2 separate regions of the Homo sapiens genome follow, and region 2 is linked to region 1. A link is an interaction called in ENCODE POLR2A ChIA-PET data of the cell type or tissue named here. Cell type or tissue: HepG2. All regions are shown on one strand. Each heading gives the region's core, and the rest is flanking DNA. Links, peaks and the distances in the headings are about the cores only.

Region 1 (15,316 bases), core at 328-8,327:
CCATTCCACGCTTCTTCCTTGCTAACAAGAAAATAGCAAAATGCTTAGTCCGAGGGGTTGAATCCTGATTGGTATAGCCAATCTTGCAATCCTATTGCTCCATGCCAGTGACCAGTCCAGGCAGGAATGTAACCCCATCCTAGTCACTGGGATGCAAAGAAAAGCATGCCTGGGGAGTAAGAAAGGTTTAAGGTTCCGGGAAAGGTTTTTCTCTCCAAAGGACAAGAAGAGAAAGCCACAGGAGGAAAATCCCTTCTTAAAATTTCCCACTGCCCCACTTCTGTCCTCTTTGGATGTTGTCCTGTAAGGGGAGCATGCTTGGACCTGCGGCAGCTACTTGCAACTGCAGGAGGGAAGGCAATGAAGTCAGAGAGAAGCCAAAATAGAGCCCTGGTGTCTCTACACTGCTAGTCTCATCCTGGAGTCACCCACCTCCAGCCTTGTGCAGAATCAAAAGACAAATGTCTATGATTGATGCCCTGGCTACTGAAAGTGTGGTCTGTGGGCCCCTAGCATCAGCCTCTTGGGAGTCTGCCAGAAATGCAGACTCTTAGGCTCCACCCCAGACCTACTGAGTCAGAATCTGAACATTAACTAGGTCCCCAGGTGATCCATCTGTGAGTTAAAGTATCGTTTGTCCCTTCTAACAGGGTATTCCACTAACTGCACCCAAAAGCGTTCTGAGACACAGATGGAATGCTTGTAAGGTTAGTCTTTGCCACAGCTAAGTGTTCAATCAATCAATAAATGGTGCACAGGGCTGGACACAGTTGCTCACGTCTGTAATCCCAGTGTTTTGGGAGGTCAAGGTAGAAGGACAGCCTGACCTCAAGGGTTCAAGACCAGCGTGGGTAACATAGCAAAATCCTGTCTCTTATTTAAAAATTTAAAATACCAGCCTGGGCAACATAGTGAGACTCTGTCTCTACAAAACAAAACAAAACAAAATCAGCCAGGTGTGGTGGTGCATTCCTGTAGTCCCAGCTCTGTGGGAGGCCAAGGTGGAAGAATCACTGGAGCCCAGGAGGTTGAGGCTGCAGTAAACTATGATGGCACCACTGCACTCTAGCCTGGGTGACACAGCGAGACCCTGTCTCAAAAAAAAAACTTTTTTTTTCTTTTTTTTTTTTTTTTTTGAGATAGAGTCTCGCTGTGTCACCCAGGCTGGAGTGCAGTGTCGTGACCTTGACTCACTGCAACCTCCACCTCCAGGGTTCAAGCAATTCTCCTGCCTCAGCCTCCTGAGTAGCTAGGATTACAGGTGCCTGCCACCACAACCGGCTAATTTTTATATTTTTAGTAGAAATGGGGTTTCACCACGTTGGTCAGGCTGGTCTCGAACTCCTGATCTCGTGATCTACCCGCCTCGGCCTCCCATAGTGCTGGGATTACAGGTGTGAGCCACCGTGCCCGGCCAAAAAAGAAATTTTTACAAATGAGTCAGTTGCACATGAGTGAACAGGAGGGTGTTCAGCTGCAGAAGCAGGGCAGCATTATGTCTGAATCAAAGGAACTTGTTTCTTCAAGCTCTTCTGGCAGGAATTCTGACAGTGAGTTTGACAAAAAGTTAAAGAAGAAAAAGTAAGTTGCTCCAGAAAAACTTGTAAAGGAACAAAAGACTGGCAAAACTTTGGGAGCTCTGTCATCTTCCAAACAGAGCAGCGGCAGTAAACATAATAACATGTTTATTTTCTTTTTTAAATTTCATATAGAGATGGGGTTTCACCATGTTGCCCAGGCTGGTCTCGAACTCCTAGTCTCAAGTGATCCACCCTCCTCAGCCTCCCAAAGTGCTGTGATTAGATTACAGGCCACTGTACTCAGCTGATAACATGTTTCAGATTGGGAAAATGAGGTACCTTAGTGTTTGGGATGTTAAAGGGGAAGTGCTAATTGATGGTATTAGAGATTATTGGATGGATCTCAAAGGTTAAATAAAACCAGGAAGAAAAGGTATTTCTTTAAATCCACAGCAATGGGGCCAGCTGAAGAAACATTCATTCATTCATTCATTTACTGAGACAGGGGACAAGGTCTCACTCTCGTTGATCAGGCTGGAATGCAGTGGTGCAATCATGGCTCACTGCAGTCTTGACTTCCTGGGCTCATGTGATTCTCTCATCTCAGCCTCCCGAGCAGCTAGGACTACAGGTATGCACGACTATACCCAGCTAATTTTTTGTATTTTTAGTAGAGACAGGGTTTCTTTCTTTTCTTTTCTTTTTCTTTCTTTTTTTTTTTTTTTGAGTCAGGGTCTCACTCTGTCACCCAGGCTGGAGTACAGTAGAGTGATCACAGCTCACTGCAGCCTAGACATTCCCAAGGGTAAAGTGATTCTCCCACCTCAGCCTCCCAAGTAGCTGGGACTACAGGCGTGCACCACCATGCCTGGCTAATTTTTGTATTTTTTTTAGTAGAAATGGGGGCTCACCATGTTGCGAAGGCTGGGCTCTAGCAATCTGCCCACCTTGGCCTCCCAAAGTGCTGGGATTACAGGCATGAGCCACCGCACCTAGCTGGAACAGATATTCTAATCGATACATTGATGATGCAGTAAGAAAACTGTAAAGTCTGAGCCATACAAAACCTACACTATCCTAGTTGGGTTTTTTTGTTTTTTGTTTTGAGATGGAGTCTCGCTCTGTCACCCAGGCTGGAGTGCAGCGGCGTGATCTTGGCTCACTGTAGCCTCTGCCTCCCAGGCTCCCAAGTAGCTGGGATTACAGGTGCACGCCACCATGCCCAGCTAATTTCAGCAGAGATGGGGTTTCACCACGTTGGCCAAGCTGGTCTCGAATTCCTGACCTCAGGTGATCTGCCTACCTCAGCCTCCCAAAGTGCTGGGATTACAGGCGTGAGCCACCGTGCCTGGCTTCTAGTTGTATTAATCTGTCTTTTTACATTGGCTTCTGTTTTCTAAATGTTGTTCTCCAAGCTGTCATATGTTTGGATTACAGAACAACTTGTAAGATGAATACTTGTTTTAAATGTGCATTATTGAATATGTTCTGTCCAAGTGCGGTGGCTCACTCCTGTAATCCCAGCATTTCGGGAGGACAAGGCAGGAGAACTGCTTGAGCCCAGGAGTTCAAAACCAACCTGGGTAACGAGACCTTGTCTCTACTAGAAATTTAAGAAAAAAAAAGAATTAGCCGGGCATGGTGGGTACATGTGTGTAGTTCCACCCACTTGGGAGACTGAAGCAGGATTGCTTGAGCCCAGGAAGTCAAGGCTGTGGTGAGTCATGATTGCATCGCTCCAGCCTGGGTGACACAGCAAGACCCTGTCTGGAAAAAAAAGTCCTAAGGGAAGCTAACTGTCAGCTTTATTAAGAAGGATTGCTTTGTACCTACCACCTAATGTAAAATAAAACCAAGTAATACATTCTCAACAGTTATGGCCCCCCTCCTTTTTTTTTTTTTTTTTTTTTTGAGACAGGGTCTCATTCTGTCTCCCAGGCTGGAGTGCAGTGGCACAATCTCAGCTCACTGCAACCTCCATCTCCCTAGTTCAGCTGATTCTCCTGCCTCAGCCTCCTAAGTAGCTGAGATTATGGGCACACACCACCAAGCCCAGCTAATTTTTGTACTTTAATATAGATAGGGTTTCACCACGTTGCCCAGGCTGCAGTTGTGTCCTTTTTTTGCTCATAAGAGCTAGTACTGTTTAAGGCCCAAAGTAATAGTTTTTACAGATCTTTTAGTTTCAACTAAGCTTTTACAATAGAAAGGACTTGTATTGCATTGAGTTTATAAACTTTTGGTTTGTGAAATCCATACTTGATCTGTTCTTTTCCAACCAAATGTCTAGGCTTGACTTTTCCACCCCAATGACATTTCACTTTATTAAATATTAGCAGATATACTTTGATAACCAACACAGCTTGTATGAAAACTGAGCAAGTGTCCATCATGACCCATAGGGTTCTGGGTAGTTGTTACCTTACTGTTTAGTCCACAAAAAATAACGACTTAGATAAGCTGTCTGATTTGCTTTCGCTTATTAAACACGTTCACCATGAGATGATGTGTGTAACATCAGATACCGTTAAATTAGACTAGGATTTAATACAAATCCTGAAAGCTTAAAATAAATAAATAAATAAATGGCTGCAAGGATTCCACAACAGGGCATGACTATAATTTAACAAAAAAAAAAAATCTGTTGGCCAGGCATGGTGGCTCATGCCTATAATCCCAGCACTTTGGGAAGCTGAGGTGGGAAGATCGCTTGAGTTTCATACCAGCCTGGGCAAAATAGGGGAATTCCATCTCTACAAAAATTTAAAAACTAGCTGTGTGCCAGCCGGGCATGATGGCTCACACCTATAATCCCAGCACTTTGGGAGGCTGAGGTGGGTGGATCTCCTATGCTCAGGAGTTTGAGACCAGCCTAGGCAACACGGAGAAACCCCGTCTCTACCAAAAAATACAAAAAAAATTTGCCGGGCATGGCGGCACACACCTGTGGTTCCAGCTGTTTGGGAGGCTGAGATGAGAGGACTGCTTGAGCCCAGGAGGCAGAAGTTGCCTTGAGCCAATATCACACCACTGCACTCCAATCTGGGTGACAGAGTGAGACCCCATCTCAAAACAAAACAAAACATAACACTCTGTGTGTGGTGGTACATGGCTGTGGTCACAGCTACTTGAGAGGCTGAGGATGTAGGATTGCTTGAACCCAGGAGATTCAAGGCTGCAATGAGCTGTGATCATGCTACTGCACTCCAGCCTGGGTCACAGAATGAGATGAGAAAAAAAATATTCTGTCAAGAGACAAATACATTGTTTATAATAAAAAGGCAATGTCACCGTAAACGTCATGACCTTGGCCAAACAGCTGAGCCCTTGACCAAATAGTTCACTGGAACTGCAATGTAAATGTTACAATGCTATTGCAGATGGGAGTGTAAACAAGTAAAGGGCCAGCCACTTGGCAGTATCCATCAAAGCTACAACTCGACTCTGCAATTCCACCTCTAGGAAGGTATTCAGCAAACATACTGCACAAGTGCAAAATGACATATGTCAACATTAGTCATCACAGCTCTCTTCTTTTATAACCAAATATTAGAAATAACATAAAGGTTTGGGCTGAGCGCAGTGGCTCATGCCAGTAGTCCTAGCACTTTGGGAGGCCGAGGCAGGTGGATTGCCTGAGCTCGTCCTAGCACTTTGGGAGGCCGAGGCAGGTGGATTGCCTGAGCTCAAGAGTTCAAGACCAGCCTGGGTAACACGGTGAAACCCCGTCTCTACTAAAATATAAAAGAAAATTAAATTAGCCAAGTGTGGTGGCATGCACCTCTAGTCCCAGCTCCTCAGGAGGCTGAGACAGGAGAATTGCTTGTATCCAGGAAGTGGAGGTTGCAGTGAGCCAAGATCACACCACTGCACACCAGCCTGGGCAACAGAGCAAGACTCCGTCTCCAAAAAATAAATAAATAAATAAATAACATAAAGGTTTATTAAGGCCGAGTGTCGTAGCTCATGCCTGTAATCCCAGCACTTTGGGAGGCCACTTGAGGATCACTTGGGCAGATCACTTGAGGTCAGGAGTTTGAGACCAGCCTGACCAACATGGTGAAACCCCATCTCTACCAAAAAAATACAAAAATTAGCAGGGTGTGGTGGCGGGCACCTGTAATCCCAGCTACTCGGGAGGCTGAGGCCAGAGAATCACTTGAACCTGGGAGATGGAGATTGCAGTGAGCCAAGATCTTGCCACTGCACTCCAGCCTGGGGAATAGAGCAAGACTCCATTTCTAAAATAACACAACATAACATAAAACAAAACAAAACAAAACAAAAATAAATGTTTGTTAAGACGAAACTGATTAAGTAAATGAAGTTATATCCACAAATGGAATATTATGCATTATTATGGACTGATATCTGATCCTCAAGATGGTAAGCGGACATGGTAAATTGCACCACATAGCATGTACATAGTACATTGCATGCTACCATGTGAATAAGGAAAAAGAGAAAATAATATGTACTTATAGGTATATGTACTGAATGTCTCTGGAGGAGACATAAGAAAATTTTAACACTGGTTATCTCTGGAGAGCAGAATTGAGTGGCCAGAGTCAAGATTGGAAGAGAGTTCTTTCAATATATATCTTTGTGGATCTTCTTTTTTTTTTTTTTGAGACAGTCTCCCTCTGTCACCCAGGCTGGAGTACAATGGCACAATCTCAGCTCACTGCAACCTCCACCTTCTGGGTTCATGCGATTCTAGTGCCTCAACCTCCCAGGTAGCTAGGATTACAGGCGTGCACCACCAAGCTCAGCTAATTTTTTTTTTTTTTTGGAGATGGAGTCTTGCTCTGTTGCCCAGGCTGGAGTACAATGGCATGATCTCAGCTCACTGCAACCTTCGCCTCCCAGGTTCAAATTATTCTCCCGCCTCAGCCTCCCAAGTAGCTGGGATTATAGGCACCCGCCATCATGCCCAGCTAATTTTTGTATTTTTGTAGAGATGGGGTTTCACCATATTGGCCAGGCTGGTCTTGAACTCCTGACCTCAGGTGATCTGCCCACCTCGGCTTCCCAACGTACGGGGATTACAGGCATGAGCCACCACTCCAGGCCTAATTTTTGTATTTTTAGTAAAGATGGGGTTTCACCATGTTGGCCAGGCTGGTCTCGAACTTCTGACCTCAAGTGATCTGCCCACCTCCGCCCTCCCAAAGTGCTGGAATTACAGACGTGAGCCACCATACTTGGCCCTTTGTGGACCTTTCATTTTTCTTTTTTTTTTTTTTTTTTTTTGAGACAGTGTCGCTCTATCGCCCAGGCTGGAGTGCAGTGGTGCAGTCTTGGCTCACTGCAACCTCCACTTCCTGGGTTCAAATGATTCTCCTGCCTCAGCCTCCCGAGCAGCTGGGACTACATGCGCACCACCACGCCCAGCTAATTTTTGTATTTTTAGCAGAGACGGGGTTTCACCACATTGGCCAGGCTGGTCCTGAACTCTTGACCTCGTGATCCACCCACCTCAGCCTCCCAAAGTGCTGGGATTACAGGCGTGAGCCACCACGTCCGGCCTGTGGACCTTGCTCATTAAAAATAACAAATAATTAAAATTACTTTACACATTACTTTCTGAGACCAAATCTTGGCTTCTAACATAGCCCCAGTCATTCTCGCCTTCTGGTGTTTCTGTCCTTGTGTAGTCCCCTCCCCTTGAGTGTGGGCTGGGCCTAGTGACTTTTGTCTAATGAACAAAAATAATGCCAAATATGCCTAATCTGAAATGCTCCAATGGTCCAGGTGCAGTGGTTCACGCCTGTAATCCCAGCACTTTGGGAGGCTGAGGTGGGAAGATTGTTCGAGTTCAGGAGTTTGAGAACAGCCTGGGCAACATGGCGAAACCCTCTCTCTATTAAAAACACAAAAATTAGCCAGGTGTGGTGGCATGTGCCTGTAGTCCCAGCTACACAGGAGGCTGAGGCACGAGAATCCCTTGAACCCGGGAGGTGGAGACTGCAGTAAGCTGAGATTGCACCACTGCACTCTAGCCTGGGTAGCAGAGCAAGACTCTGTCTCACCAAAAAAAAAAAAAAAAAAAAGTCAGGTGCAGTGGCTCACATCTATAATCCCAGCACTTTAGGAGGCCAAGGTGGGAGGATTGCTTGAGGCCAGGAGTTCAAGACCAGCCTGGGCAACATAGTGAGATCCCCATCTTTATGAAAAGTTTAAAAAAAAAAATTAGCCAGGAGTACAGTCCTAGTTACTTGGGAGGCTGAGATGGGGGCACTGCGTGAGTCCAGGAGTTGGAGGCTGCAGTGAGCCAACATCACACCATTGCACTCCAGCCTGGGTGACAAAGTAAGACCCTGACTCTATGAAAAAAAACAACAACAACAACAACAAAAAAAAAACCAAAAAACCTGATCTGGCTGGGCACGGTGGTTTACGCCTATAATCCTAACACTTTGGGAATCTGAGAAAGGTGGATCACCTGAGGTTGGCCTGGCCAACACAGTGACACCCGTCTCTACTAAAAATACAAAAATTAAATGGGTGTGGTGGCGGGCACCTGTAGTCCCAGCTACCCAGGAGGCTGAGGCAGGATAACTGCTTGAACCCAGGAGGCAGAGGTTGCAGTGAGCCAAGATTGCACCACTGCGCTCCAGCCTGGGCGACAGAGTGAGACTGTCTCAAAAAAAAAAAAAAAAAGCCACAACTGATCTGACATTTGAAACCTTTTGAGTGCTGACATGATGCCATAAGTGGAAAATACAACACCCAAACACATGTGACAGGCTACAGTCAAAATAGTCAAAACTTTGTTTCGTGCACAAAATTATTTAAAATATTGCATAAAATCACCTCCAGCCTATGTGTATAAGGCGTACATGAAACATAAATGAATCTCATGTTTAGACTTGGGTCCCACCCCCAAGATATCTCATTATATATATGCAGATATTTCAATATGCAAAAAATCTGAAATCCAAAACACTTCTGGTCCCAAGCGTTCCAGAGAAGGAATACATAGCCTATAAAACAAAAGTGGTGAGAAGTTGCTTCCACAACTAGGTAGACTCCAGCTCGTACGTGCTCACTCTCTCCTTGGCTGGCTTTGAGAAATGCTGGCTGCCACGCTGTAAGCTGCTCTATGGAGAGGCTCGCATGGCAAAGAACTGATGTCTCCAGGCAACAGCTAGCAAGGACCTGAGGTTGGCCAATAGCCTTCTGAGAGGAGATGGAAGTAGATCTTCCCCAAGCTAAGCTTTAAGAGAACTCCAGGACTGGCTAGGACCTGTAGTTGCTTGTGGCTTTGAGAGAATCCCTGAGCCAAAGAAACAGGTGAGGCCACGCTCAGATGCCTGACCCACAGAAACTGAGAGGTAATACATGTTTAGGGGAATTTCTTACGCAGCACAAGGTAACAAACACACCCAATGTTGATGAGGCATCTGCAACAAGCTGAGGTTCTTACCGGGGCGTCTGGTGGTTCCGCAAGGCCTCCTTCTTCAGGAGCTCCAGCCGCTGGGGTGAGCAGAAACAGGGGTAAGCAGCTCCGGTCTTCAGCAGCGCTTCTGTGGCCTGGGCATACAGCTCCAACCGCTGAGATTGCTGGTAGGGCCCAGCAGGACCGCCCCGGCGGGGGCTCTCATCAGGCGGGATGCCTGGAACACAGGGAATAATGACAGCTAAGGTGCACACAGCGCTCGTTCTCAGGCATTGCTCTAAGCACTTTATGCACATATTAAAGCTTTAATCCTCATAACAATCCATGAGGTTGGCATTAGTACAATGTCCTCCCCGCCGCCTTTTTTTTTGAGGCAGAGTCTTGCTCTGATGTCGCCAAGGCTGGAGTGCAGTGGTGCAATCTTAGCTCACTGCAACCTCCACCTCCCAAGTTCAAGCGGTTCTCCTGCCTCAGCCTCCCGAATAGCTGGGATTACAAGCATGTGCCACCTCACCCAGCTAATTTTTGTATTTTTAGTAGAGACAGCGTTTCACCATGTTGGCCAGGCTGGTCTTGAACTCCCGACCTCAGGTGATCCACCTGCCTCGGCCTCTCAAAGTGCTGGGATTACAGGCGTGAGCCACTGCACCCGGCCCAATGTCCCTTTTAGAGATGAAAAGTTAAAACACAGAGAGGTGAAGCACTCAAAGTCGCATGGGCTCATGGACTAAGGAGCAAACGGAGGTGTACGGGCTCCAAAGTCCACATCCCTAATTGTATGTCCTCTCAATCCCTGATGGGATTCCCTGGAGAGGGAGAAACAAGCCCAGGCCTGGGAACAGCTGACTTAGGAGAAAAAAGCATGGTTCAGAGAACAGCCCATCAGGCCCTGGTGGGACTCATGGCTCTGCCACTTAGTAGCTGTGACAAGGGATCCTGAGGTGCTACCAACGTGTGAGCACCAGGGTGCTGAGTGCCATAAAAGACACTTTTCCCTGAAGCCTCAAACCCACCCTACCAGGTAGGTGCGGTTATTCCCCCACTCTGTGAGGACACTGAGGCACAGAGATGCTTTGTCACCTGGCCGAGTAGAAGGGGCACGATCAGCTTCAAACCCAGACTAATGGGCACCGGAGCCGATATTCTTAACCACTCATTACACTGCTGTTTGTGTTACTTAGCCTTTCTTTTTCTAAGAGATGGGGTCTCACTCTATCACCCAGCTGGAGTGCAGTGGTGTGATCATAGCACACTGCAGCCTCGAACTTCCGGGCTCAAGCCACCCTCCTGCCTCAACCTCCCGAGTAGCTAGAACTACAGGTGCACATCACCACATCTGGCTATTTTTTTAGTAGAGAGCGAGTCTTGCTGTGTCACTCAGGCTAGGGTGCAGTAGTGCAATCATAGCTCACTACAGTCTCCAATTTCTAGGCTCAAGTGATCCTCCCACCTCAGCCTCTCGAGTAGCTGGGATTATAGGAATGTGCCACCATGCCCAGCTAGACTTAATCTTTCTAAGCCTCAGTTTCCTCTTTTGAAAAGTGGAGCTAGCAGCCTCCTGTGCAGAGGGAATTGTGAGAACAAATGTGTCAGTGCTTATAAGCACTTAGCCCAGTGGTGTATATTTAGGACAGTTTCAATATATGCTATAGAATAGATTAAATATGATCTACTGTAAGCCAAACCCCAAACCCAAAGTCCAATTCCCTCCGATTACATAGGATAAATTTCATTATGAATGCTTTCAGGAGAGGGCACAGGGACACAAGAACTGGAAGATGGTGTTTCTGCCCTCAAAGAGCTTTCAAAGGAATTGGGAAGATAAGGACATTGTTCACCTTGCTACCCTCAATGCTAACACAAACTGAGCTGAGTGGGCCTGGGTTCAAACGTACCAGCCAGCTCAGAGATCTTGGGCAAGTCATCTTTCTGGGCTCTGGGTTCTCATCTGTCAAAGAAGGAAACAAGTAGTAACTTTCTCATGAGGATCATCATGAGACTAGAGTAAGATGATCTAAGTAAAGTACTCATCAAGTGGCCTGTGACCGGTGCTCTCTATGCTTTGGTATTTATGTATTTATTTATTTGAGACAGGGTCTCACTCTGTTGCCCAGGTTGGAGTGCAGTGGCACGTTCTCGGCTAATTGAAGCCTCAACCTCTCAGGCTCAAGTGATCCTCCCACCTCAGCCTCCCAAGTAGCTGAGACTACAGGTACATGCCACCAGGCCTGGCTAACTTTTTTTAAGTTTTCTATAGAGACAAGGTCTGCCTATGTTGCCCAGGCTGGTCTCAAACTCCTGGGCTCAAGTGATCCTCTTGCCTCGGCTTCCCAGTGTTGGGATTATAGGCGTGAGCCATGGCACCCAGCCATCTGTGATTATCAGTGTTACTTGGCTCCCTCTCATGGGACCTCCATTTCTTCATTTGTCAGAAAGGAGGGCTAAATCGGGTAAATTTGGGGGGATCCCTTCCTGATCTAATGCTAAACAAGTCTCTTTAATGTGGTATCTTGGAATGCCCCAGGGTTTAAGAGGGACTCCCCTAGGAGAACTGAAAACATGTTAACTTAAACTCTGGCATGTAAATGTTCATAGAGTTTTATTGGACAGCCAAAAACCAGAGTAACTAAAATGCTCATTCACTAGTGATGAATAAACAAAATGTGGTATAACCATATGATGAATATTATTTGGCTATAAAAAGGAATGAAGCATGATAGCCCACAGATGCGCTTATGGTAAGTGAAGGAAGCCAGTCACAGAAGGCCATATATTATATGATCTCATTCATATGAAACGTCCAGAAGAGGCAAATCCATGGAGGCAGAAAGAGATCAGTAGTTGCCAGGTGGTAGGAGAGGGTAGAATGGAAAACAACTGCTAATAAGGAAGAGTTTCTTTTAGGGGTGATGGAAATGTTCTGGAATTAGTGGTGACGGTTGCGCAACACAGTAAATATATTGAAAACCACTGAATTGTACACTTTGATATGGTAAATTTCATATCATGTGAATTATATGTCATTTTTTTTTCCCCGAAGACAGAGTCTAGCTCTGTCACCCAGGCTGGAGTGCAGTGGCACGATCTCGGCTCACTGCAACCTCCACCTCCCGGTTCAAGCAATTCTCCTGCCTCAGCCTCCTGAGTAGCTGGGATTACAAGCATGTGCCACCACGCCCAACTAATTTTTGTATTTTTATTAGAGACAGGGTTTCAACATGTTGGCCAGGCTGGTCTGGAACTCCTGACTTTGTGATCCGCCTGCCCAGACAAGAGCCACCCCATGTGAGAGCCACCACGCCTTGCTTATATGTCATTATTTTTAAAAGGCTGGGCATGCTGGGTCATGCCTGTAATCCCAGCACTTTGGGAGGCCGAGGTAGGTGGATCATTTGAGCTCAGGAGTTCGAAACCAGCCTGGGCAACATGGTGAAACACCGCCTCTAAAAAAATAATAATAATAGCCAGGCGCGGTGGCTCACGTCTGTAATCCCAGCACTTTGGGAGGCTGAGGCGGGCAGATCACGAGGTCAGGAGATCAAGACCATCCTGGCTAACACAGTGAAACCCCGTCTCTACTAAAAATACAAAAACAAAATTAGCTGGGCTTGGTGGCAGACACTTGTAGTTCCAGCTACTCGGGAGGCTGAGGCGGGAGAATGGCATGAACCCGGGAGGTGGAGCTTGCAGTGAGCCGAGATCGCACCACTGCACTCCAGCCTGGGCGACAGAGCGAGACTCCATCTCAATAAATAAATAAATAAATAAATAAATAAATAAATAAATAAAATGAAAAAAATTAAAAAAGAAAGAATGACTCCCAAAGTAAGGTGCTCCAGAAGTCAGCCACCATGAGGTGCCTGAATACCTGCCCTCTGCCTCGCCAAAACACCAGGGTGGGGGACAAGCTCTGGGCTGCAAGCCTCATTCTCACAATGATGCTGCCCCAGGAATTCCACGAGGGTGGGACCCGCCACCATCACCGTTGTTCATCACTGTATCCCTCATGCCTGGCGTGGTACCTGATAAGTAGCAGATCCTCTGTGAAACTGAAGCCTTCATCTTGGTCTGTGAGGCACCATGTAATCTGGCTCCTGGAAAGCCTTTTTTTTTTGAGACAGGGTCTCACACTGTCGCTCCAGGCTGGAGTGTAATGGCATGACTGACAGGAGACAGACAAATTCCTAGGCAGTCAGGGACAGGTCCCTGGTGAAATCTGACTTCTAAGCCAAAGACAGCCTGAAAACCAAACTGTCAAGTCAGGATAGAGTCCATGACTGGAGTGAGAACTTGTTTCCCTGTCTCACCCACTCTCTCGATTGGTTCCTTCCGGATGATGTTTTAACCAACTGAATGGTCCTTTTTCCAAGACCACTCATGGACCAATCGGCAGGCATGCCCCCATTCTAAGCCCATAAAAATGATAGACTCAGCCTCACAGATGGCTACCACTTTCAGGGTCCCCTCTCGCAGTGGAGAGTTTCCCTTCTGTCATTCAATAAAATTCTTCTCTGCCTTACTCACTCTATGGTACCTGCACACCTCATTCCTCTTGGTTGCAGGACAAGAACCCAAAACTCGCCAAGCTGCGGGTGACGGGAATAAAAGAGCTGTAACACGCTCCCGCTCACCAGACTACAGGAGAAAGAGAGCTGTAACACGCTCCCACTCACCAAGCTACAGGAGTGAAGAGCTGAGACAGTGCTGGGGACTCAGATCTCAGGACTCCCCAAACAAGAGCTATAACACCCCTTGGAGCTCCACAACTGATGGTATTTCCCAAGTTTTTGGGTGCCACCATGTTCCCCTCATCTAGATGCCAGCACCCAACACAGAAGCCACTCGTGGCACACCCAGTCCAGCCATGGGCTGAGTGTGGAGCCATGGCAGGTGTGGGATCCAAGTGGGCATGAGCCAAGTGCAGCCTGCTGGGCCAAATGGGCCCAGAAGGCCCAAGCGAGGCCCCGACAGAGGTGAGGGCAGCTGCAGAGATTTCTGGCTGGCAAAGTGGCACTGAAGGAATTCTGTAACATGATCACAGCTCACTGCAGCCTCAACCTCAACTTCCCCAGGCTCAGGTGATGCTCCCACCTCAGCCTCCCAAGTAGCTGGGACTATAAGAGTGCACCACTACACCTGGGTAATTTTTTGTAGAGATGAGGTCTCACTATGTGGCCCAGGTTGGTCTTGGACTCCTGGGTCCAAGTGATCCTCTCTTCTTGGCCTCCCAAAGTGCTGGGATTCCAGGCGTGTACCCCTGTGCCCGACCTGGCAAGCCTTCTATCCTCACATCCCTGGTCATTCTGCTCACTATGGTTAGACCAAGCTGGTCTTTTTGATGCTCCTCAAATACATCTAGAACACTCCTGCTGTGGGGCCTCTGCATTGGCTATTCTTTTTGCTTTGAACATTCTTCCCCCAGGTCACCACGGGGCTGGCTCCTCACTTCATGCAGGTCTCTGCTCCAGCATCACCTCCTAAGAGAAAACTGCCCTATCTACAAGGGCATCCCTCGCCCTAGTTTCTAAGCCTGTTACTCTTTTCTCCATACTGGTTATTATCATTTAGTATCCTATGAAGAATGAATTAGGAGCCAGGAGCGATGGTTCATGACCGTGATGCCAGCACTTTGGGAGGCCGAGGCAGGAGAATTAACTTGAGGTCAGGGGTTCAACAGCAGCCTGGGCAACATAGCAAGACCCTACCTCTACAAAAACATAAGTTAATAAAATTAGCTGGGCATGGTGGCACACAGCTATGGTGCCAGCTACCCAGGAGGCTAAGGTGAGAGGATCCCTTGAGCTCAGGAATTTGAGATTACAGTGAGCTGTGTTTGAACCACTGCGCTCTAGCCTGGGCAACAGAGCAAGATTTTGTTTGTTAAAAAAAAAAAAAAAGAAATAATTAATCCACTCATCTGTCTTTTCCCTTGGCACTAAGCACATGGTCTTTTTTTTTTTTTTTTTTTTGAGACAGAGTCTCACTCTGTCACCCAGGCTGGAGTGCAGTGATGCAATCTCGGCTCACTGCAAGCTCCGCCTTCCGGGTTCACGCCATTCTCCTGCCTCAGCCTCCTGAGTAGCTGAGACTACAGGCACCCGCCACCACGCCTGGCTAATTTTTTGTATTTTTAGTAGAGATGGGGTTTCACTATGTTAGCCAGGATGGTCTCGATCTCCTGACCTCGTGATGCACCAGCCTCGGCCTCCCAAAGTTTTGGGATTACAGGCGTGAGCCACCACGCCCGGCCAACCATTTTATACTCTTTAGGAATCCAGAGTTTAGTGAGTAATTTACCTGAGATTAGAACACACATCTCAAAATAGTCTTGGGGTTTTTCTTTCTTTTTTTTTCAATCTCTAGACTAGCAGAGTCTTGGTATTTTTCCTTGGGA
Region 2 (15,736 bases), core at 6,496-14,495, 57 kb after region 1:
GCTGGAGTGCAATGGCACGATCTCGGCTCACTGCAAACTCGGCCTCCCGGGTTCAAGCAATTCTCACCCCTCAGACTCCCGAGTAGCTGGGATTATAGGCGTGCACCACCACGCCCAGCTAATTTTTGTATTTTTAGTAGAGACGGGGTTTCACCATGTTAGTCAGGCTGGTCTCGAACCCCTGACCTCGTGATCCACCCACCTTGGCCTCCCAAAGTGCTGGGATTACAGGCGTGAGCCACTGCGCCTGGCCAAAGTGTTTACTATCACCCTATCACTCTAATTTAGACCTCAGGATCACCAGGAATGATTCTTCAAAAACCCAAATCAAAAAAAAAACTGCCTTACCTACACAACAGATTCAATTTTTTTTCGTTGTTAGATGGAGTTTCACCCTGTCATCCAGGCTGCAGTGTGCAGTGGCATGATCTCGGCTCACTGCACCCTCTCCCTCCCGGGTTCAAGCAATTCTCTGCCTCATCCTCCCGAGTGGCTGGGATTACAGGTGTCTGCCACCACGCCTGTCTAATTTGTGTATTTTTAGTAGAGATGGGGTTTCACCATCTTGGCCAGGCTGCTCTTCATTTCCTGACCTCATGATCCACTCGCCTCGGCCTCCCAAAGTGCTGGGATTACAGGCGTGAGCTACCACGCCCGGCCCCACTTGTGTTTTTATTATTTATTATTATTTTTGAGATGGAGTTTCACTCTTGTTGCCTAGGCTGGACTGCAATCACGCTATCTCGGCTCACTGCAACCTCCACCTCCCGGGTTCAAGTGATTCTGCTGCCTCAGCCTCCCGAGTAGCTGGGATTACAGGTATGTGCCACCATGCCCGGCTAATTTTGTATTTTTAGTAGAGATGAAGTTTCTACATGTTAGTCAGGCTGGTCTTGAATTCCCGACCTCAGGTGATCCGCCCGCCTCGGCCTCCCAAAGTGCTGGGATTACAGGCATGAGCCACAGTGCCCGGCCAGTTGTGTTTTTTAAAAAGGGTGAGAGATACATACATATAATATACACACGTGTGTATACTTCTTTAACATATGCATTGAGTACCTTTGGAAACATACATGAAACTGGTAGCGCTGGCTATCTCCCAGAATGGGCCTGGGTGTCTGGGAGCCAGGGAGATTTTTACTGAGTATCTTTCCCTTTGCATTTTCTAGCATGTAATTAAATACTCTATATTTAAAGAAAAAAATTCAAACCACCATCAGTTACCTTCTCTGGGTCAATCTTGTCATAGAGTTTCAATACGTAAAGAACACGGTCCTGGATGCCCTCTAACGTCAAAGGAGGCATGTCGCTATACTGGCGGCACAACTGTGTAACTCTACCAGGAACCTAGAGCGACGGCAGGAAGGAAACACTGTCATTGAATGGAAAATACCTCTAAATCAATGCACAAGCCTATAGGTAACTTTCACAGAACTTTCGGGGCTTTAGAGAACCCACAGCATCTGATTCTCATTGTGGCCACCAGGACACACTAAGTTGCAGGACTGGGTAATCGCAGAAGCCCCAACAGTTCAGCAGCATCTCAGGCCTCCTTCCTGGGAGTCAGGACCGGCCCCTCTGCCTCCTGGCTTCAACCCTCAGGCTCTGGACATTCATACTGCTCTGCGACACTAACTGCCACTAAAATTGTCTAGCGTCTGCAGAATGCCTGTGTCTTCTCATGGCATCTTCAGCATCCCGAGGCCTCTACAGGGTGCTGCCACCTTTAATAGGCTGACCCAAGTCAAAATAACCCAAAAGGAAAGAGCTGTCATGGTAAACCCAAAGGCAATTCAAATTGAGGACCATACACCAGAAAGGTCTAGTTTGGTTCCAGCAGTTATCTCCCTGATCTCAGCCAGGACAAAGGAAGCTGGCCTCCCACCCAAAGAGGGGATGAGGGAGCTTACAGTCACTACATTCCAATCTGTTTCCCTTCCAGCGAGGCTTGCCTCATGGCCACCAGCCAAACCATGAGCCCTTCTGGCCTGTGCCATGTTAGAGCAATACCTCACGTATCTCTGGTATTAGTCGGCTCAATGTTTAGGTATTAGGGTATTGACCAGATTTCATTCAACAAATGTGGAATGAGCTGCAATTACAGGTCAGGGGGTTTAATGCTGTGGAAGGTACGACGCAGAATCAGAGAAAACAAAACAGGGTATCTGGCAGTTTTGCTCACTACTGAAATCCCTAATCTGGCTAGTCGTGGTGGCTCACGCCTATAATCACAACACTTTGGGAGGCCACGGTGAGCAGATCACCTGAGGTCAGGAGTTCGAGACCAGCCTGGCCAACATGGTGAAACCCCGTCTCTACTAAAAATACAAAAATTAGCCAGGCGTGGTGGTGGGCGCCTGTAATCCCAGCTACTCAGGAGACTGAGGAAGGAGAATCGCTTGAATGTGGGAGGAGAGGTTGCAGTGAGCCGAGCCTGCGCCATTGCATTCCAGCCTGGGCGACAAAGCAAGACTCCGTCTCAAAAAAAAGAAAAAGAAAGAAATCCCTAATCTAAATTGGTTTGTTTACCTCCTGAAGTTGATTTTAAGTCCGAGGCTTGGCGTTCTTCAGGCATTTCCCTATAGAAAGTGGGGCTGCTTGTTAGGGCTCAGGTCCCTGAAACTCACAAAGGTCCATGAAAAATCATAATAAATACTGCCCAGAGAACCAAACCAGTATAACCTCTGTAGAAGAAACATTCATCTTGCATAAAGAACAGGTATTGGGCCGATGTGTGTCTCACACCTGTAATCCCAGCACTTTGGGAGGCCGAGGTGAGCCAATCACTTGAGGCCAGGAGTTCGAGACCAGCCTGGCCAACATGGTGAAGCCTCGTCTCTACTAAAAATACAAAAATTAGCTGGGCGTGGTGGTGTGTGCCTGTAATCCCAGCTATTCAGGTAGCTGAGGCATGAGAATTGCTTGAACCCAGACAGAGGTTGCAGTGAGCCGAGACTGTGCCACTGCACTCCACCTTGGGCCACAGAGCGAGACTCTGTCTCAAAAAAGAAAAGAAAAAGAAGTCAGTTATTAAAATCAGGTTTAGGCTGGGCGCAGTGGCTCACACCTGTAATTGCCACACTTTGGGAAGCCGAAGCAGGCGGATCACGAGGTCAGGAGTTCGACACTAGCCTGACCAACATGGAGAAACCCCGTCTCTACCAAAAATATAAGTTAGCTGGGCGTGGTAACATGTGCCTGTAATCCCATCTACTCAGGAGGCTGAAGCAGAAGAATCGCTTGAACTTGGGAGTCGGAGGTTGCAGTGAGCCAAGATCATGCCATTTACACTCCAGCATGGGTGACAGAGTGAGATTCCGTCTCAAGAAAAAAAAAAAAAAAATCAGGTTTAATCAGCAAACTAAAGAGATGAGTTGGAGAGTATGATAGATATTCTAACGAGCCTTTCTGAGTACTTTCAAGAGTTTTAGAGCATGTTTCTTTGTCTAAATGTCTAGTCTCCTTTCGTATTATACATGGGTTAAGGAGACCTTTTATACAGGCACATGACCGGCCTACTTAACAATGACTCAAATAGGTTTCCAAGTCACAAATAAAATGGAGAAGAAAGGAATAAAGAGAAAGGGGGAGAAGAAATGAGGTAATATGGCAATGGCAGAAAAGAAATTTCAGTTGGAGGGATCTAACAGAGGCTGTGTGCTTATCAAGAAATGGTACGAGGCCAGGTGTGGTGGCTCACGCCTGTAATCCCAGCACTTTGGGAGGCCAAGGTGGGCGGATCTCTTGAGGTCAGGAGTTTAAGACCAGCCTGCCCAACACAGTGAAACCTCCATCTCTACTGAAAGTCCAAAAATTAGCCGGGCATCGTGGCGTGTGCCTATAATCCCAGCTAATCAGGAGGCTGAAGTGGGAGGATCACTTGAACCTAGGAGGCAGAGGTTGCAGTGAACTGAGATCATGGCTCTACACTCCAGCCTGGGCGGCAGGGTGAGACTCTGTCTCCAAAAAGAAAAAAAAAAAAAAAAAAAAAAAGAAATGGTACGATGCCAGGTGTGGTGGCTCACGCCTGTAATCCCAACACTTTGGGAGGCCAAAGTGGAAGGATCGCTTGAGCCCAGGAGTTCCAGACCAACCTGGGCAACAAAGCAAGACCCCTGGTGAGGGTATATTCTATGTTCGTACACAACTACCCATGAGGCCAACTAGGTTGTCAGCATTGTCCTCAGCAGCTCCAGCAAGTACCTACAAGGGCCAGGTGGGCACCATGTGATTAAATTAAACGAGTCTCTGACTGGAGGCCACATGCCAATCTAGAGTGGGTGCTGCATCAGGATCAGCGTGAGGCAGTAAGTTAGTGGGCAAGAGCTCAGACGCTGAAACTAGACCACCTATGCCTGCACCATGGTGCTGGCTCTCACTAGTTGTTTGGCCTTGGGTGGGTTACTTAACCTTCTACATCTCAGTTTCCTCATCTGTAAAATGGGGATAAACAACAGTACCACACTCACAGGACTGTTGTGAAGCATCAGTGAGATGAAGTAAAGGCTTGGACATTGGCTGGCACTTAACACAGTAAGTGCTATTTAGGGTTATTTAGTAGGATCCTGAGAACAATGACCAGCAGCAGCTAGTTTGATACCTTGGCTGTAGCGTAGCCCCAAAATACTTGATCCTACTACCCTCTCATGCTCCTGCCTCTGGTCTCTTTTTTTTTTTTTTTTCAGACAGAGTCTCACTGTGTTGCCCAGGCTGGAGTGCAGTGTTGTGACCTTGGCTCACCACAACTTCTGCCTCCCAGGTTCAAGTGATTCTTATGCCTCTGCCTCCCAAGTAGCTGGGATTACAGGCGTGCACCACCATGCCTGGCTAATTTCTGTATTTTTAGTGGAGATGAGGTTTTACCATGTTGGCCAGGCTGGTCCTGAACTCCTGGTCTCAAGTGATCCACTCACCTCAGCCTCTCAAAGTGCTGGGATTACATGCATAAGCCACCACGTCCCGGCCTCCATTAATTTCTTATCAGCTCAGGCTATGATATTGCACTTTACACACATCATCTTTCTTCAGCTCTCCAGTATTCTGGTGAGATCCATGATACTATCACCCTCCTTTTTACAGATGAGAAACTGAGGCAAGGGAAGGTTAGGTATCCTCCTCACCCCATGTCCTTCCAGCATGGCCTCCTGGAAGGTCTTGCTGCTCCTTCTAACTGGATCTCTGTTGATTGGGAAAAAATAAAAGGGATACAAAATGGACAAGCACCTCCCCAACAGCCAACATGTGATGTTTCTGGTGTTAGTTGTTCTTCCCCAAGATCTACACTTAACAAGTATATGGGAAATAAACCACCTCTCCCAGACATCAGAGAAGGTACTGTTTGCAGGTAAAGAGTGATGACCCTCTGGGCTAGTAATTCAAACAGATGAGGTTCCATCAGAATCCCGGTACTCCACTGGGGCTCACTTCTGCCTGAGGCAAACTCAGAGGAGGCTAAGGAGAGGGCTTTAAAGGCCGTCTCTACAAACTGCCGACTGGTCCACTCTACACAGGCAGCCCAGACCTCTCAAACTCAACAGTTTGGAAATGAACTCCTGACCTGTCTCCAAAACTCCTGCTTACAGACCTCTGTTCCTTCTCCGCCACCTGGGGCTTATTCCTTCAATAAGCCCTGTTTCATGTTCACTCCCTATGACCTTTGCAGAGAATACCCACAATTCCTCGCTGCAGCATACAGCTCCCTTCATGATATGCTCACTCTCTTCCCCCCAACAATGTTCCCTTCCAGACACCCTAAGAGTCAACCACAAGGAGGTAAGTGCCAGGCTCTTCCTGGCCTCTGCACAGGCCTTCAAGATCACGTTCACTGAGAGATTGGTCAAGTATCTCTTTTTGCTTTTGCACTACACACACCTGTTTCACAATGCCTTGCCTTTATTTACACGACTGTCTCAGAAGCCTGGGAACTTTACCTGTGTGCCAAGAACTGTGCAATGGGCTGGAAATGCAAAGATGAATAAGACACAACCTTCCCCCAAAAGAAGCTTACACTCTAATGGAAAAGACCAATCCACAGATCATTTTAGTTGAAATAAAAATATGGCAAGCACCATGACAGAAGTATCTGTAGGCTGATGCAATAACAAAAGTTGTCACTCAGTCCTTGAGTGGCCGGAAAGGAGGATGCCAGACTTGGATTTGGTGAGGAAAAGAGCTGAGACTGATAATTCAAGGAGAGGGAAGAACAGGTCAAGAAAACGAAATGAGGTCAGGCGTGGTAGCGCAGGCCAGTTATCCCAGCTAGTCAAGGGACTGAGGCAGAAGGATTGCTTGAGCCCAGGAGTTTGAAGCTGCACTGATATATGATCATGCCACTGCACTCCAGCCTAAGTGACAGAGACCTTGTCTGGAAAAAAAAAAAAAAAAAAAGTCATGAAAGTGCAGTGCCTGTGTCTATGTGAGAAGACATCAGCTCATGTTGGGAGATGGTACACAGATGACAGGCTTGGAGGCTAAGAGGGAGGGCCCAGGTCTGCAGAGCCTTAAGGGCCATGGGAAGGGACTGGGACTTTGTCTGGTCCTGGTCCCAGTCCTGGAATAGCTAGCTTTTTTTTGTACAAGTGCTGTCTTCATCTGCGTACCATGCCCCATAGAACTGCTGGAAATTATCTTTGTGCTCCATCTGCTAGACAGTGTAGATTCGGGGCCTACCTGGATCAAGTATAAGACTTCCAGGCTGCATTTTAGGCCATTGCCCTTGGTTTTTGTTTTTTTGTTTTTTCCTTACCTTCTATTTTATATCATCTGGTATTTTTATACCCAGGAAAACTGCCTTAGCTCCTTTTGGGAAAAAGGGTGTAAATGAGTGACTAGTTGCTCTGAAGTTGGCATAGTGGATGGATTTGAGGAGAGGAAATTTCACAGCAGGGAATAGGTAGCATGAGCAATGGTCCAAATGAGATGAACAAGGACTGGAGGCGGAGGTCTGGGATATACAGCAATAACAGAAACCAGGAGTGAAGAGTCCAGGGAGCATGTGTGGTAAGAGAACTCGGGAGCCCACCAACATTTAAGGGTTAGGCACACCAGGTGTGATGGCTCATGCCTGTAATCCCAGCACTTGGGAGGCTGAGGCAGGAGGATTGCTTGAGCCCAAGAGTTCACAACTAGCCTAGGCAACATAAGGAGATTCCGTCTCTAAAAAGAAGACAGACATCAAAAAATTAGGGGTGGTGGCTCATGCCTGTAGTCCCAGCTACTCAGGAAGCTGAGGCAGGAGGACCATTTGAGTCCAGGAGGTCAAGGCTGCAGTGAGCCACGATCATGCCACTGCACTCCAGCCTGAAAGGCAAAGTGTCCCAACAAGGTAGGAGGACAAACCAACCAAGGGAGAACAGTGTCACAACAGCCTAGGGAAGAAGACAGCAGCAGAGAAGGAGCCAGCAAGTTGGACATAAGGGCTGCAAAGCGTTCAATGAAGATGTAAGCTAATGTCTTCCTTTTGTATCCATCTCTGTATCTCTCAACAGCTAGCATGAGTCCTGGCACACAGCTGGCCCTCAATATCTTTGAATGAACTTAGTCAAAACCACTTTGTAAATATAAATAAAATGGTTCCTCTGCTATATATGCAAGCCAAGCCGCCATAGTGGAACATTTCTGAGCTCCTTGCCATTCAAAGCATGGTCCAAGGAACACCCGCAGCAGGATCTTCTGGAAGCCCACTGGAGGTGGAAACTCTCTGGCCCCTTCCCAGAACTGAATCAGAATCTGTATTCCAGCCTAAGTGATCTGTATGTCCAATCAACTGAGAATCAATGCTGTAAGAACAAAGACAGTCACTTCACATTTTAGCCCAATGTTGAAATCAATCTTAGGAACCAGACACTCATCAATTCTAACTACTGCCTTTTTAACCCTTATTTATTTATTTATTTATTTATTTATTTATTTATTTATTTATTTATTGAGATGGAGTCTGGCTCTGTCGCCCAGGCTGGAGTGCAGTGGCACGATCTCGGCTCACTGAAAGCTCTGCCTCCCGGGTTCATGCCATTCTCCTGCCTCAGCCTCCCGAGTAGCTGGGACTACAGGCGCCCGCCACCACGCCCGGCTAATTATTTTGTATTTTTAGTAGAGACGGGGTTTCACCGTGTTAGCCAGGATGGTCTCCATCTCCTGACCTCGTGATCCGCCCGTCTCGGCCTCCCAAACTGCTGGGATTACAGGCGTGAGCCATCGCGCCTGGCCTTTAACCCTTAATTTCAAGGTGACACTTTTCACCTTTTGATACAGCCAACAGGGCAGTGCCCAATGAATGAATCCATTACACTGTCAGTGAACAGCAACACTGGCTTCACAAAAGAAACACTTGATGACTTCTAAAAATAGTCGCCTAGTACTCACTTCTAGATTCTGTCGATCTGGCACGGGCTGGCTGGCTTATTTAAGACGGTCTGCCTCCCAGACTGGAGTGCAGTGGCATCATCTCAGCTCCCTAAAACCTCTGCCTCCTGGGTTCAATCGATCCTCCCACCTCAGCCTCCTGAGTAGCTGGGACTACAGGCGCGTGCCACCACGCCCGGATAATTTTTTGTATGTTTAGTAGAGACGGGGTTTCACTGTGTTAGCCAGAATGGTCTCGATCGCCTGACCTCGTGATCCGCCCGCCTCGGCATCCCAAAGTGCTGGGATTACAGGCATAAGCCACCGCGCCCGGCCTAATTTCTGTATTTTTTGTAGAGACGGGGTTCCACCATGTTGCCTAGGAGGGTCTCAAACTCCTGGGCTCAAGCGATTCGCCCGCCTCGGCCTCCCAAAGTGCTGGGATTACAGGCGTGAGCCACCACGCCTGGCCAGACACACTTATTTTTCACACTAACATGCAGTCAAGGTTGAAACCACTATTACCTGAAGTCTATGACTTTGAAAAGGGGTTTCATAACTTGACCTTGGGAGTCTATCCTACCTTAAGACGGTTATTTTTATTCCCAACTGCACTTCAGAGTCATCTGGAGAACTTAGAAAACAACAAAAAAAAGGCAGGGCGCGGTGGTTCACGCCTGTAATCCCAGCACTTTGGGAGGCCGAGGCGGGTGGATTGCGAGGTCGGGAGTTCAAGACCAACCTGGCCAATATGATGAAACCCCGTCTCCACTAAAAATACAAAACTTAGCCGGGCATGGTGGCGGGCGCCTGTAGTCCCAAATACTCGGGGGGGCTGAGGGAGGAGAATTGCTTGAACCTGAGAGGCGGAGGTTGCCGTTAGCCGGAGGTTGCAGTGAGCTGAGATCACGCCACTGCATTACAGCCTGGGTGACAGAGCGAGACTCTGTCTCAAAAACAACAACAACAACACCGAAATCACTGCCTCCCGGCGTTTCAGCCTCACGCAGATTTCATCAGCTCAAGCTATATACTACAGGTACAGTCGTTCCTTGGTATTTGCGCAGATTGGTTCCAGGACCCCCGACTATACCCAAATCCCCGCACACTCACGTCCCGCAGTCAGCCTTGCAGAATCCGCTTATAGGAAGAGCCTGCCCTCCTTATACGCGGGGCGGCACATCCCGTAAATACTGGTCGCGTTTGGTTGAAAAAAAATCCGCATATAAGTGGACCCGCGCAATTCAAATCCTTATTGGTCAAAGGTCACTTGGCTTGTTTCCTAGAATTACTTCCAGGAGTCCTGGACACAGGCAGAAGGTGCTGCAGGGAAGAGTAAGGACAGAACTGCAGAGAGAAAACCGCTCTGGAGAAGGCTGTAGGCCAGTGTGGCTGCCTCTTTGCATGCTGCTTTCACTACAATACGGTGACCGCTATTTTGAGACCGTACGAGGTGCTCTAGCCGCATTAACTCATCTAATCCTCATTGCTACTCCGCAAGGTAGAGACCAGGATCCCAATTTTGCAGGTGAGTGTGAGCCAGGCTAGGAGACTTGTCCAAAGTTTCGGTAAGCGGCAGCCCAGCAGTGCTGGACTCGAGTCAGTGCTCTTGCTCGTTATTACGAGGTCACCCGGCCTCCCGTCAGGGGTCAACTAAACACCTTTAGGCAGCGGGGCTGCGGAGCGAGCCGGCTGCCCCCCGGGTCACCCCTGCCTGCAGCTGGCGCGCCCCGGATGCCCGGCCCCCACCCCCACCGGGCCCAATCCCTGACCCTTGCCAAGCGGCAGCAAAGTCACCACGAGTCACCTGCGCGAGCACTAAGGCCGGCTGCAAAGTCCCGAGCCTCGTCTGGGTCCCCGCGGAGCAGAGAGCGGTGCTGAGAGGCCGGGCCACGGCCAGCATCCGGACCCGGGGCAGCGGCGCAAAGGCCGCGGGCAGGCGGCTGACATAGGCTGAAAGGACACGAGACGCCATGGCTACGCCAACCCAGGATGCACTGCGCCGCCGCCTCCGGACCAGGGTTCCTTTCCGGCGGCGCGCAGGCGACGCACACGGCAGCGCTGTCGGGCACCGCCGGCGGTGGCGGCCCCTGGCGGCTCCTGGAGGCACTGCGCCCTCGGAGCCCATCCAGGTTCGGGGACGAACAACTGCTTGGTGTCACAACTAAACTGTGCAGACGTCGCCGTCTTTCCCTAAACGACACGGCACGAGAAACCTACTTTCATTTTTTATCTGAAAGTTCTGAAATACATCTGTTTAAACGTTTGGGGCCGGGTGCGGTGGCTGACGCCTTTAATCCTAGCACTTTGGGAGGCCAAGGTGGCAGGACTGTTTGAGCTCAGGAGTTCAAGACCAACCTGGCCAACACGGCAAGACTCCGTCTCTATTACAAAAAAGATTAAAAGAAAAAAAGGACAAAGTTTTGATTCCACAATTCTTCCACAAGTATTAACATTTATTGAATAGGTAAAAAAATATATATAATAATGTGAAAAAATAATCAATTTCAATACCTAAGACTAATAAATGTGAGAATTACGATTAAAACAATATACATGTTTTAAAACTTGACAGTGTATAATATAGCTGTCAGGTCCACGACTATGCCAACTGTCATGCCCACAGCCAGGTTCCAGCCCATATCGAGGTCTGAGGGGAGTGGGTGGATGAACAGATAGCTGAAAGAACACTCAGGGGACGGTAGGCAGGTGAAAGATGATTTTATTCAGCAGCAGCTCTCATCAGCAGCTTACTTACACTAGTTCTCTCACACTGTCTGCCTTGTCTCAGCTGCTTAGTCCCATGGCTCCCCCACACAACTGCGAGGCTGGCTCTCCCTTGCCTTCAGGGTCAGCAGCTTAACTCTCTCTCAGCTGTGATCTGGCTCCCCCTGTCTGTCTGCAAAGACTGACAGCTCTGGCTCTCTCTTTCTCTGGGCACGAACGCCTGTACAGTATCAGCAGGGCAATTATACCTTTTACAGAAAATAGTGGCTTAGAGCCAAGTGATGACCTTCCCATGTTATGCCTACATGGCTGTGATAACAAGTGGAGTTATACGCCTCTGTCTAAACTTGCTGAGTCACGCAGGATGTAAACATCTTACCTTGGCCTATCCTTGACCAAAGCACAGCCATGTTCCTTACAATAGCTAACAAAAATAGGTAAGCGAGGGAGGAGTTTAAGAAGGCTAATTCCTATTTCTAAGCAGGGAGCTAAAGGATATTGACTGAAATGGAAACACACGGGATAATGACTCCAAATTCTGAAATCTGCCTGAATGAATGATCCAATAATGTCACCAGTTTTACCTCAATTTCTTTTTATTTTTGTTAAATCCAAGTAAAATAAAATGTAATGGTATGCTGCCAGGCGCGGTGGCTCATACCTGTAATCCCAGCACTTTGGGAGGCCAAGGTGGGTGGATCACGAGGTCAAGAGATCGAGACAATCCTGGTCAACATGGTGAAACCCCATTTCTACTAAAAATACAAAAATTAGTTGGGTGTGGTGGTGCGCGCCTGTAGTCCCAGATACTCAGGAGGCTGAGGCAGGAGAATCGCTTGAACTTGGGAGGCAGAGGTTGCAGTGAGCCGAGATTGCGCCACTGCACTCCAGGCTGGCAAAAGAGCAAGACTCCATCTCAAAAAAAAAAAACGAAAACAAAAAAAACATAGTTTCATCCCACTGTTGTAAAATAATTTCTATTTATTATAGCATTCCTTTAAAACTCGAGTGTCTGGGGGCCAGGCATGGTGGGTCAAACCTGTAATCCCAGCATTTTGGGAGGCTGAGGCAGGTGGATCACCTGATGTCAGGAGTTTGAGACCAACCTGGACAACATGGTGAAACCCCGTCTCTACTAAAAATACAAAAATTAGCTGGGTGTGGTGGCAGGTGACTGTAATCCCAGCTACTCAGGAGGCAGGAAGCTGAGACAGGAGAATTGCTTGAACCCGGGAGGTAGAGGTTGCAGGGAGCTGAGATCGCGCCATTGCACTCTAGCCTGGGCAACAAGAGTGAAGCTCCATCTCAAAAAAGTCTCAAAAAAAAATTGAGTATCTGTTACGTACTAATTGTTGAGGCTGCAACTGTGAGCAAGCCAGACAGGCAAGCCTGGTTCAGTGGCTCACCTCCGTAATCCCAGCACTTTGGGAGGCCAAGGGAGGTGGATCGCTTGAGCCCAGGAGTTTGAGATCAACCTAGGCAACACAGGGAGACCTTGTCTCCATAAAAAATTTAAAAAATTAGCCAGGCATGGTGATGCATGTCTGTGGTCCCAGCTGCTTGGGAAGCTGAGGTGGGAGGACCAATTGAGCCCAGGAGGTCAAGGCTGCAGTGAGCTATGATCACACCACTACACTCCAGCCTGGGCAACAGAGTGAGACTCTGTTTCCCAAAAAAATGTAGCTCTTAGCTTAGGAAGAACCTAATCCTACTAAGTTCACAATTGGGGCCATCTCTTCCCATGACCTATCTAGTCTTTCAGTGTTACACGTATGTATGTATATATGTATGTATGTATGTATTTATAGAGATGGGGTTTCACCGTGTTAGCCAGGGTGGTCTCAAACTCCTGACCTCATGATCTGCCCGCCTCGGCCTCCCAAAGTGCTGGGATTACAGGCGTGAGCCACTGCACCCGGCCTCAGTGTTACATTTAATCCTTTTGGTAAAACATAACAAATCATCTCTTATTTAAATAATTTGGGAGAGCTACTTTTCCCTTCAGCAAACAAATAAAGACAAAATATCAGCCTACATGGCCTGTAGGGTAAAAGTCCCAATATTAAGATCACATCCTTAGCAGATGAGGAAGAGTTAAAAGACAACACCGGTGCTTTTCAGTAACATTCCCATCAAAGGATGGATAAGCATAAAAGCTGTCAGCTTCCCAGCACAAACTATCCCACCAACCCACCATGATCGCTCCCTCTGCCAGCCCATTTGCACGGTAGTCTCATCCCCTCTTATTCCCAATGGGACCTTATACCACCAGTTAGCTCTTCTTCCCTACATCTCAAAGGTCTCTCTTCTGGCTCTTTCTCCTGAACCCATAAACACATCAAAGTTCCTCTTAGCCTAAAAACAAAGTAAGAGGACCCTCCGCTGACCCTTTATAGATCTCTAATACCATTCCTCCTACCTTTCATAGACAAGCTGTTACATGTGGGGAAAAGCAAGAGAGATCAGATTGTTACTGTGTCTGTGTAGAAAGAAGTAGACATAGGAGACTCCATTTTGTTATGTACTAAGAAAAATTCTTCTGCCTTGAGATTCTGTGACCTTACCCCCAACCCCGTGCTCTCTGAAACATGTGCTGTGTCAACTCAGAGTTGAATGGATTAAGGGCGGTGCAAGATGTGCTTTGTTAAACAGATGCTTGAAGGCAGCATGCTCCTTAAGAGTCATCACTACTCCCTAATCTCAAGTACCCAGGGACACAAAAACTGCGGAAGGCCACAGGGACCTCTGCCTAGGAAAGCCAGGTATTGTCCAAGGTTTCTCCCCATGTGATAGTCTGAAATATGGCCTCGTGGGAAGGGAAAGACCTGACCGTCCCCCAGCCCGACACCCGTAAAGGGTCTGTGCTGAGGAGGATTAGTAAAAGAGGAAGGAATGCCTCTTGCAGTTGAGACAAGAGGAAGGCATCTGTCTCCTGCCTGTCCCTGGGCAATGGAATGTCTCGGTATAAAACCCGATTGTATGCTCCATCTACTGAGATAGGGAAAAACCGCCTTAGGGCTGGAGGTGGGACCTGCGGGCAGCAATACTGCTTTGTAAAGCATTGAGATGTTTATGTGTATGCATATCTAAAAGCACAGCACTTAATCCTTTACATTGTCTATGATGCAAAGACCTTTGTTCACGTGTTTGTCTGCTGACCCTCTCCCCACAATTGTCTTGTGACCCTGACACATCCCCCTCTTCGAGAAACACCCATGAATGATAAATAAATACTAAGGGAACTCAGAGGCTGGCGGGATCCTCCATATGCTGAACGCTGGTTCCCCGGGTCCCCTTATTTCTTTCTCTATACTTTGTCTCTGTGTCTTTTTCTTTCCTAAGTCTCTCATTCCACCTTACGAGAAACACCCACAGGTGTGGAGGGGCAACCCACCCCTACAGTTACACTTTTTCTTTTTGTCATTGTTTGAGACAGAGTCTCGCTCTGTCGCCCAGGCTGGAGTGCAATGGTGCGATCTTGGCTCACTGCAACCTCTGCCTCCTGGGTTCAAGCGATTCTCTGCCTCAACCTCCCGAGTAGCTGAGACTATAGGCGCCTGCCACCACTCCCGGCTAATTTTTGTATTTTTAGTAGAGACTGGGTTTCACCATTTTGGCCAGGCTGTCCTTTCTGCCCAGAATATCCGTTGCTTCTGCTTTGACCTACTTATCCCGCAAGGCTCAGCTAAATTGCCATCTCCCATGAAGTTTTTCTGGGACTCCTGGGTTGTCCAAACTGCTCAGCCTTGAGCTTCCATAATAGCACCTGGAACATATCCCTTAAATTTTTTTTTTTTTAGCTTCCTTTTTTTTTAATTAGAGTCTCGCTCTGTTGCCCAGGCTGGAGTGCAGTGGTGCAATCTCTGCTCACTGCAATGTCTGCCTCCCAGGTTCAAGCGATTCTCCTGCCTCAGTCTCTCGAGTAGCTGGGATTACAGGTGTGTGCTACCACACCCAGCTACTTTTTGTATTTAAGAGACAATGTTTCACCATGTTGGCCAGGCCGGTCTCGAACTCCTAACCTCAAATGATCTGCCCACCTCGGCCTCCAAAGTGCTGGGATTATAGGTGTGTGCCACCGTGCCGGGTCTGAAACATACCCCTTAAATTTAAAGTACAGTCCTGACTGCTTTATGCGACAGTCTCTCCCACTAGACTGTGTACTTCTCAATGGCAGAGGTCTCACAGCAATGATTTACATACCTACTGTGTCAAGCAGATGCTCAGTTTGTGCAACCATTACTGACTAGAATTACTTTGTGCCTTAGTTTTGTTGACTCTTGTTATTATCAAGATAATAATACAGGTTTCTCAAGGTTCATGAGTAAATTAAATCTTTACAAAAAGTTCTCCAGTATCTATGATACACTAGCAAATAATTTGAGGTTAAAAATTGTGGGTATAGAATTTGTAAAAGAGGCTGGGTGTGGAGGCTTACACCTGTAATCTTAGCATTTTGGGAGGGGATGCCACAGTGGGTAGATGGCTTGAGCCCAGGAGTTCGAGACCAGCCTGGGCAACATGGTGAGACTCTGTCTCACAAAAAATTTTTTTTTAATTAGCTGGATATGGTAGCCCATACCTTAGTCCTAGCTACTGGGGAGGCTGAGGTTGGAGGATCGCCTGAGTGTGGGGAAGTTGAGACTGCAGTGAGCTGTGATACCAC

What was found. Peaks named below come from ENCODE experiments on the same cell type or tissue, not always from the same donor. Only the 100,000 strongest peaks of a DNase experiment are listed, where the experiment ranks them.
Region 2: POLR2A ChIA-PET joins it to region 1 with 14 read pairs; 3 of 35 experiments call an interaction of 5 or more read pairs at or near these places.

The regions. Positions count from the first base shown.
Region 1 is chr16:23,535,565-23,550,880 of GRCh38, forward strand. It overlaps EARS2 (glutamyl-tRNA synthetase 2, mitochondrial), which reads right to left. Exons shown (of 9, transcript NM_001083614.2): 3 at 8,950-9,139. It also overlaps the pseudogene SUB1P4. Among named protein-coding and RNA genes, the nearest start is that of EARS2, 14 kb to the right of the region's middle. RefSeq lists enhancers at 2,442-2,943, 2,944-3,443, 3,044-3,338. In HepG2, for the core only: no CTCF peak of the experiment used is centred there; DNase peaks (open chromatin) are centred at 2,077, 3,247 and 4,927.
Region 2 is chr16:23,585,973-23,601,708 of GRCh38, forward strand. NDUFAB1 (NADH:ubiquinone oxidoreductase subunit AB1) reads right to left here and starts at 10,344. Exons shown (of 5, transcript NM_005003.3): 1 at 10,151-10,344; 2 at 1,225-1,347. The coding sequence starts at 10,318. RefSeq lists silencers at 8,080-8,256, 10,002-10,091. In HepG2, for the core only: CTCF peaks have their summits at 10,417 (motif pointing left) and 11,237; DNase peaks (open chromatin) are centred at 9,609, 10,379 and 11,239; H3K4me3 peaks cover 2,257 bases; H3K27me3 peaks cover 452 bases.